2 separate regions of the Homo sapiens genome follow, and region 1 is linked to region 2. A link is a contact called in ENCODE Hi-C or POLR2A ChIA-PET data. All regions are on one chromosome and are shown on one strand. The core of a region is the stretch at or near the end of the contact, and the rest is flanking DNA. Distances in the headings are between cores, read along the strand shown. Region 1 holds the start of SNRPG (small nuclear ribonucleoprotein polypeptide G). Region 2 holds the start of ZNF638 (zinc finger protein 638).

Evidence for each region. Hi-C counts contacts between places; a loop is a spot of excess contacts on that map. ChIA-PET counts read pairs that join two places held with the same protein, here RNA polymerase II (POLR2A). Pooled maps may share reads with other maps.
Region 1: a loop to region 2 is called in a pooled map, with 7 times the contacts of the local background. The contact joins the promoter of SNRPG here to the promoter of ZNF638 in region 2. A Hi-C loop is called at or near these places in 1 of 37 single-sample maps with no recorded cell type and 8 of 50 pooled maps. POLR2A ChIA-PET finds 5 or more read pairs at or near these places in 4 of 52 experiments (Caco-2, MCF 10A, Panc1 and 1 more).

What each region holds. Positions count from the first base shown.
Region 1 is chr2:70,291,767-70,296,108 of GRCh38, reverse strand. It overlaps SNRPG (small nuclear ribonucleoprotein polypeptide G), which reads left to right and starts at 2,369. Exons shown (of 4, transcript NM_003096.4): 1 at 2,369-2,491. The coding sequence starts at 2,460. LOC124906023 (a long non-coding RNA gene) reads right to left here and starts at 2,207. Exons shown (of 2, transcript XR_007086880.1): 1 at 2,177-2,207; 2 at 95-1,051. FAM136A (family with sequence similarity 136 member A) reads left to right here. Exons shown (of 3, transcript NM_001329752.2): 3 at 1-133. RefSeq lists enhancers at 2,208-2,687, 2,704-3,611.
Region 2 is chr2:71,329,491-71,333,596 of GRCh38, reverse strand. It overlaps ZNF638 (zinc finger protein 638), which reads right to left and starts at 1,815. Exons shown (of 28, transcript NM_014497.5): 1 at 1,722-1,815. RefSeq lists enhancers at 849-1,534, 1,535-2,222 and a silencer at 1,806-2,015.

The DNA of each region.
Region 1 (4,342 bases), core at 1,120-3,619, 1.0 Mb after region 2:
GCAACTTCGTTGAATTTTCACCAACTTATTACTTGAAATTATAATATAGCCTGTCCGTTTGCTGTTTCCAGGCTGTGATATATTTTCCTAGTGGTTTGACTTTAAAAATAAATAAGGTTTAATTTTCTCCCCACTATTGAGTCTTCTTTCCTTATATCTGGGTGGTGAATATGTAACTTTCTCAGGATGCTTCTCCTTTTAACAGGTTAAATGAGTTAAAATGTCCAGAAGAGTGGAAATTAGTTGTTATGGTTCAGATGCAGAACTGGTTCACTGTAAATGGGAAAAACTTTGAGAGGAGACTAGGACATTGTGACTTGAAGTTCATTAATGTAGAAAAGAAACTGTCTATGAGGCTAAAAAGAGAAATTCATTATCTATGTCAGGTCTCTAGCTTCAACTAAACACTAATAGCAAGTGGTAGTAAAGGTACAAAGCTATGACCCTGCTAGAAAAAATTCAGTGTCTAGGATTTTGAGTACTAAGAGAGTGCAAAATATGTGATGAGTTTAAGTCTTTACTATCATTGATATTTATATAGAGCCATTCCAGAATATCAGGAATTAACTGAATTTTTGAGAACTATCCCCTATTTAAACACAAGGTATTCTATTTTGGTTTAGTCTTCTATAATTTTGGGGTAACAACTGGGAACAAGTCCGAGACCACTTTTTACACATCTTGACATGAAAAAAGAACACCTTATATTAGAAAATGTTTGTGTGCTGCACTTCACATTTTATATACAGGGGCAATAGCACATCAGTGAGTTCTGGAGGTAGTGTTTGAAAAATTTCAGAATTCCCAGGCATGCTGGCTAACCCCTGTAATCTCAGCACTTTGGGAGCCGGAGGCAGGCAGATCTCTTGAGGCCAGGAATTTGAGAACAGCCTGGGCAACAAAGCAAGACCTCGTCTCTACAAAAAAAAATTAGCTGGGTGCAGTGGCGTGCGCCTGTAGTCTCAACAACTCAGGAGGCTGAGGTGGAAGGATTGCTTGAGGCCAGGAGTTCGAGGTTGCAGTGAGCCATGATCACACCATGCTCCCCAGCCTAGGCGACAGAGCAAGAACTCATCTCAAAAAAAATTTTTTTTGCAAGACCCCTCAGTCAGAAATAGATTCAAATTCTTGGAGACAGACCCAGTCACCTTACTCTACAATGGTTCAGAGGCTGCTAATTTACATGTTACGGGAACCCTACTTGGTCTGACAGTATGCTGTAGGGTTACCTGCCAAAAAAATATAGAGGCCCAGCCGGGAGCGGGGGCTCACGCCTGTAATCCCAGCACTTTGGGAGGCCGAGGCCAGCGGATCACGAGGTCAGGAGATCAAGACCATCCTGGCTAACACAGTGAAATACGGTGTCTACTAAAAATACAAAAAATCAGCCCGGCGTGGTGGCGGGCACCTGTTGTCCCAGCTACTCGGGAGGCTGAGGCAGGAGAATGGCGTGAACCCGGGAGGCAGAGCTTGCAGTGAGCCGAGATCGCGCCACTGCACTCCAGCCTGGGCGACAGAGCAAGACTCCGTCTCAAAAAAATATACATATATAGAGAGAGGCCCATTCCTCCAGGGATCATTATCATTTGGTATATTGGTATATATGAAGAAAATAAGCGATACGATCCACAGACATGCGGGATTGGCCGGGTTTGCCCAGGAGCTAGAGACGGGACCGTTATCTCAATATCTCAATTTTATTTTTTAAATAGAGAAGGGGTCTCGCTATGTTGCACAGGCTGGTCTCGAACTCCTGGGCTCAAGAGATCCAAAGTTCTGGGATTTACGGCGCCCGGCTTTTTTTATTTATTTATTTATTTTTATTTATTTTGGCTGTTCCATAGACAAGAGCAGGGATAACCGGCTGGGCGCGGTAGCTCACGCCTGTAATCCTAGCACTTTGGGAGGCCGAGGCGGGCGGATAACGAGGTCAGGAGATCGAGACCATCCTGGCTAACACGGCGAAACCCCGTCTCTACTAAAAAATACACAAAATTAGCCGGGCATGGTGGCGGGCGCCTGTAGTCCCAGCTATTCGGGTGGCTGAGGCAGGAGAATGGCGTGAGGCCGGGAGGCGGAGCTTGCAGTGAGCCGAGATCGCGCCACTGCACTCCAGCCTGGGCGACAGAGCTAGACTCCGTCTCAAAAAGAAAAGAAAAAGAGCAGGGATACCCACCGGTGGAATACCCGTTATCTCAATTTTGTACAAGGAAAACGGAATTCAGAAAGGTGCCTAGAGGACGCACCCCTCCGTCCTGGCCAATCGCTGAGGACATAACCGGAAGCTCAACGATGACCGAGGCGCTGAGATATCGCGAGGTGAAATGTAAAAACTGCCAACAATCCATTGGCTAACGAGGTCGATGACGCCAGACGCAAGACGCCGGGCCTACAGCGGGAGCGTGAGGAAAGCCGTGCGTTGCGTTCCAAGGCATCTGTGAGCCCGCGGAGTATACACCATGAGCAAAGCTCACCCTCCCGAGTTGAAAAAGTAAGTATGTGTGAGAGCCAAACCGAAGTGGTCAGTTATTTGCGTCCTGCGAGTCCCTTGGTTCCCTCTCCGTTAGCCGAATGTCTTGAGCCGCTTCACTTCATTTCTTCTTCCGGTCCGAGGTCGCCGGGATCCCGGCCAGGCTCCCGCGCATGAGACGTGAAGCCCGCGCAGAGCTCGCGCGTCGGTGTGGTTACAGCCGGCAGCCACGGCACCTCCTTCCGGCCGACTAGTCTCCAGGTCCCGCGGTCTGGCCCCTGGTCACCCGGCGCTGTCCCTCGTTCCTTGAAGATCTCCAGTGCTACCTTTTGTTGAACATCTCGAATAGTATCATGTTCTAGATAGACGGCTAGAGGGGGAAATTCTCTGAAGGAACTAAGGAGGGGCTGGAAGGGAAGGAAGTGTTTTTAAAACTACGTGAGGCATCAGAATCCGAAAGCCACTTTAGTCTTAGCAAATGTGTTTGTAGGTGTTTGAGCTTTTACTTAGAAACCTCATTCCTTTTTCTTGCCTTCTTTTACGTTAAGCTTGAATGTCATGTGTTATCTTGCTCTGATGTTGAAACTATATAAGAACATTCATTTTTCTTTTTTTTTAAGAACATTAATTTTTTCTAGTCAGAGAAGGCTAATTTTTTGAAGTTTTTTCTACACACCCAGTAAAGTCAAACAACTTTAAGTAGGAGAGCCTTACTTTAGGTAGGACTCAACGTAAAGCTTTGAATTCCTCAAATACTTTTTGAGTGGACTTAACAGGTTATGTGTTTCCTGACTACGTTTCTGTTTTGCTTATACTTCCTGATGCTGGAATTCTACATGTATTAGTTGGATTGCACAAAGGATGCAAAATTTTTACAGGGATCAGTTTTTTCTGGCGTAGCATGTGGTTGGCTTTGTGTATAGTTAGTTCATTTATTACCAGGCCCATGGAAGTCAGACAAAAGGTAAAGTTCCTATTTAATAATTTTGCGGCCGGGCACAGTGGCTCACGCCTGTAATCCCAGCACTTTGGGAGGCTGAGGCGGGAGGATCACCTGAGGTCAGGAGTTCGAGACCAGCCTGGCCAACATGGTGAAACCCCCGTCTCTACTAAAAATACAAAAAATTAGCCAGGCAGGTGGTGTGCGCCTGTAGTCTCAGCTATTCCGGAGGTTGAGGCAGGAGAATCGCTTGAACCCGGGAAGCGGAGGTTGCAGTGAGTCAAGATCGCGCCATTGCCCTCCAGCCTGGGTAACAAGACCGAAACTCTGTTTCAAAAAATAATAATATTTTTGCATTTAAAGGTCCATTTGTATCAAAGCCATCTTTTGTATGAAAACTACTTCTATGTATATTTTAGTTAGGTCTGTTAAGGAATTAATTATTAAAACATAAGCCCAACGCGGTGGCTCACGCCTGTAATCCCAGCACTTTGGGAGGCCGAGGCGGGCGGATCACGAGGTCAGGAGATGGAGATCATCATGGCTAAAACGGTGAAACCCCGTGTCTATAAAAATACAAAAAATTACGTGGGCTTGGTGGCGGGCGCTTGTAGTCCCAGCTACTCGGGAGGCTGAGGCAGGAGAATGGCGTGAACCCGGGAGGCGGAGCTTGCAGTGAGCCGAGATCGCGCCACTGCACTCCAGCCTGGGCAACAGAGCGAGACTCCGTCTCAAAAAAAAAAAAAAAAATAGAAGTTACTCAGAAATTATTGTGAAAATTACTCTTTTTATCTGAAAGTTATTTTTGGTGATGTAAGTATCCTCTGGATTCATCAGGGACTGGTGAAATGGTGATTTTTTTTTTTTTAACAAAAAGACCATTCTCTACTTGTAATCTAAGATTTTCTTTCTGATTCATAACATAGTTTTTG
Region 2 (4,106 bases), core at 566-3,065:
ACCTACTTAAGAGCACCCAAGAAAAACCCTAAGATAGTCAAGTACAAAGTGATGACTTTTTTAAACTACAGTACCTAAACCTTTTTAACCTAGAGTACCTGCCGTATACACCCTCCAAAACAAAATGCAAAAAAGGATTACAAAACAAATACAACCAATATACAATAAATATGTGACCATAAACACATTATGAAAACTAGTTAATAAAAACGAATAAGATTTTGTGATTTCTTCCAACTGTTATATTTACCCTTTCTTGGTTCCAAGACAAATAAATCCCCAAGGAAGGAATGGCCCAGCATATTTTAATGTATAACATGCTGGGACGCCCTGTAATTATTTAGAAGTACATATTACAGAATATGGAGTACAAAATAAAATATAAAATGCTGTCAAACTTTTTTAAAAGACAGCAACATAAGTCCACTAAGTCTCAAATGTCTAATCATTAACAAAATTTAAAGCTATTTGAATGTCATTTACATGTTTGTTTTTCTCCGAAAACTTCCTTAAATTCACCTTTTTTTGGTCAATCCTTTTCTCCAGGTTATCAATTTTTAATTGTAAATCTGAACCAGCAAGCACAACATCCCTGAAAAAATAATCCTTTACAACAAATGAGGGGAAAAAGCAGAAAATTTTTTGTGCAAAATTCCAGAGCTCGTTGGAAAAAGTACTTGAACATAAATCGCTGGATCCTGGTGACAAGTTTTTCATCGGGACTCCTTTAAACTACTACAATTTCTGGTCCTGGCCCCAAACTTCGCCTAAGGACAAATTTTAAGATTAAGAAAAATTAGCTTCAGGTAGCCTTCACTCTATAGCTCAATCCATGATTTTGTAATACTGAAGTATCCCTCATTAACAATTACCTCAAACAACAAAAGATCTATTTCAAACGTTCTCAAGGATTCCAGTCTGTGATATATACATTCCCCCTTCCTTTAAGAGAACGGGGCCCAAGCTAAGAATCACACAAAAACAATTCACTAACGTTCTGTTTTCACAATTCCTCTGAGAAATTTGGAAATACTGTTAGGTATCACAACCATTTATGAGTCCTCAGTCTCCCACAGAGGTGATATTTTCTTTGGTTTCATACCTGCACTACGCAGCACAGAACACCAGCCCGGAAAAGCCGCTGGATCCTAACATTCCCTCCTTCATCCCGACACCCCCTCCCCAACCCCAAACACAAACACGCTCTTCTCTCCACGCTTCTTGCACAATGTCGCTGGTCAGAGGGCTCGGCTCAAACTCCACCGCCTCTTCGGGCCCGACGGGAACGCTTCCTCCCTGCTCGGCATTCCCTCACCACCGCTTCCTCGGCTGTCAGGCCCAGCGCAGCCTCGGCAGGCCGGGCGCTGCTGGGGAAGGGGCCGCCTCGGCCTCGCCAAAGGGCTCTTCACGATCCTCGGCCCAGTGCAACGGCGTCAGGCAGCTCTTCTCGAGGCAGGGTCCTTCACGAGTACCCGGACGGGCCCTCCCGGGTAGCGAAGTGAATAAACGACGGAGCAGGGCAGCACAGCACAGCTTCCCTTCCCATCCCGGGGGTCCCCCAACCTCCTCCCGCCCCCGCCGTCTGCCCGCCGCCATTTTGTGCGGAGCCGCTGCGACACAGATACAATAGTCGGCCCGGATCTCACAGGAAGGGCTCAGGACCCCCACGATACCGGCCTCCGCCTTCCAACCCCCTACTCCCCACAGGGCAGCGGTCCTACCTATGCCTACCCGACTAACAGCTGGATCCCATCCGCGCCCCACACAGTTTAGCACTCAGCCTCCAGTCTCGACGCCGAAAACGCTACCGCCTCCAAAGAGCTGCACGCATGCGCGCCTCCCAGCTCCTGCGAGCCCTCGTAGGCTCCCGGCGCCTGCGTACCGCTGGCACCGCGCTCGCCCGAAGCCCGAGAAGAGCCGGGCGGAGCGGGCTCCCGGAAGGGGCGCTCCCGCGTGGTGGCGGCGAAGGCGTGCGGCAAAAAAAAAAAAAAACTCCAGCGCCGTCTTCACTCTTTTGCTGGTTCTGTGCCTGTCCTCTCCAAACCGCTCATCCTTTTAAGACCTATATTGTCTCACCTCCTTCATGAAGTCTTCCCTGATCATTTGTGCCTTCAATAATAACATTATATGGCCAGGCGCGGTGGTTCACGCCTGTAATCCCAGCACTTTGGGAGACCGAGGTGGGTGGATCATCTGAGGTCAGGAGTTCGAGACCAGCCCGGCCAACAGGGTGAAACCCCGTTACTAAAAACACAAAAAATAGCCGGTGGCGCGCGCCTGTAGTCCCAGCTACTAGGGGGTGCTGAGGCAGGTGAATTGCTTGAACCCGGGAGGCGGAGGTTGCAGTGAGGGAAGATTGCACCACTGCACTCCAGCCTGGGCAACAGAGTGAGACTCCATCTCAAATAATAATAACAACATTATATTATAACAGGTTATATTCGCGCCTAGCACGTTAATATAATGCTTTGTATGGTCAAGATTTTGCCTGCTTTTATCCTGTCACCTTGCACCTTTTGATCCCTATGGCAATGATGTGTGTCATAGCTACTCAAAACTGTAAAGTAGAATTCAACCAAAGCTATTCAGCTAAAACTTTAACACTCTGAAAATCCTTTTGTCATTTCACAATAAAAAGCCCTATCTGTGTGGTAGATATTTGTAATCTCCATTTTACCCATGGAAAACCTTGGGATGACAGACGTTAAAGAACTGTGTTATGCAATGTTTTATCTTCTCGAGGTGGCTGTACTACACCAATATGAAAACCCAGTCATTGTTCAAAATCTGGTAAAGCTACAAGCCCTGCCGTATGCATACCACACAAATCACACCACCCACCCTGAGTCTCACACATCGGTTTTACCTAGCACTCAAGCAAATGCATTTCTTTTATTCACATTAAAACAAGCATTTGAAAGACTAAAAAGAAAAGTCGTTTTAAAAAGATATCTTATCGGATTTTCATTTCAAACCAAAAATCCTGCTAGGGACAACAAATCAAAAACAACAAAGAAAAAGCCAACAAGCTCCCCCTAAACACCAAATAACCCATGTTAACATTTGATAAGTTTCCTTCCATACATTTCTTTATATTCATACAAACACATTATTTGCATGTAACAGGAAATGTTTTCTTTTTTCACACATTAGCTATTTGCTTTTCTGATTACTGACATTTCTCCAAGTAAACCATATAATCCTTTTTTAAATAATTGTATAATATTCATAGTATAGCTGCCTCAGCAATTATTCAGCCTGTTGTTGAACACTGAAGTTGTTTCCAGTCTTTTTGCTACTGCAAACACTGCTGTATACAAAGACTTACCAAATTATGCTTTAATTTCTAAAGGCTAGAATCATCATAGTGGGAATGCTAGATTAAATGTATATGTGTGTACATACATTTAATTTTAATAGGTGTTGTAGAAAAACTTCCCAAAAAGTTTCTACAAAGTGTCACTTCCACTAAATATGTAAGAAAATAGGCAGGGCAAGGTGGCTCATGCCTGTAATCCCAGCACTTTGGGAGGCTGAGGCAGGTGAATCACAAGGTTAGGAGTTCAAGACCAGCCTGACCAACATGGTGAAACCCAATCTCTACTAAAAATATAAAAATTAGCTGGCTGTGGTGGTGCACGCCTGTAATCCCAGCTACTCGGGAGGCTGAGGCAGGAGAATCACTTGAACCCAGGAGGCAGAGGTTGCAGTGAGCCGAGATCACGCCACTGCACTCCAGCCTGGGTGACAGAGTCAGACTCTGTCTCAAAAAAAAAAAAAAAAAAAAAGAAAATAACCATTTCCCTACAAACTCACTTCTTTCTCAAACCTGAAATACTTTAAATATCATTGGACTTACCTGTTCTTTAAAGTTTGAAATAATTCACCTTTGAAATATCTTGTTTGGTGCTTTTTCTGAGAGTTGTTCTTCTCTAATTTTCTCTTGATACTTTATGATATTTAGTTGGATAAGAATTTCTCTCTCTTCCACAATGAATTTGGTAATTTATATTTTGCTTGAAAAGCATCCATTTCATCTAGATTTTCAAACATTTCCCTAGAGTTAGGCAAAGTAACTTATGAAATTTCTTTCATTTCCTTTATGT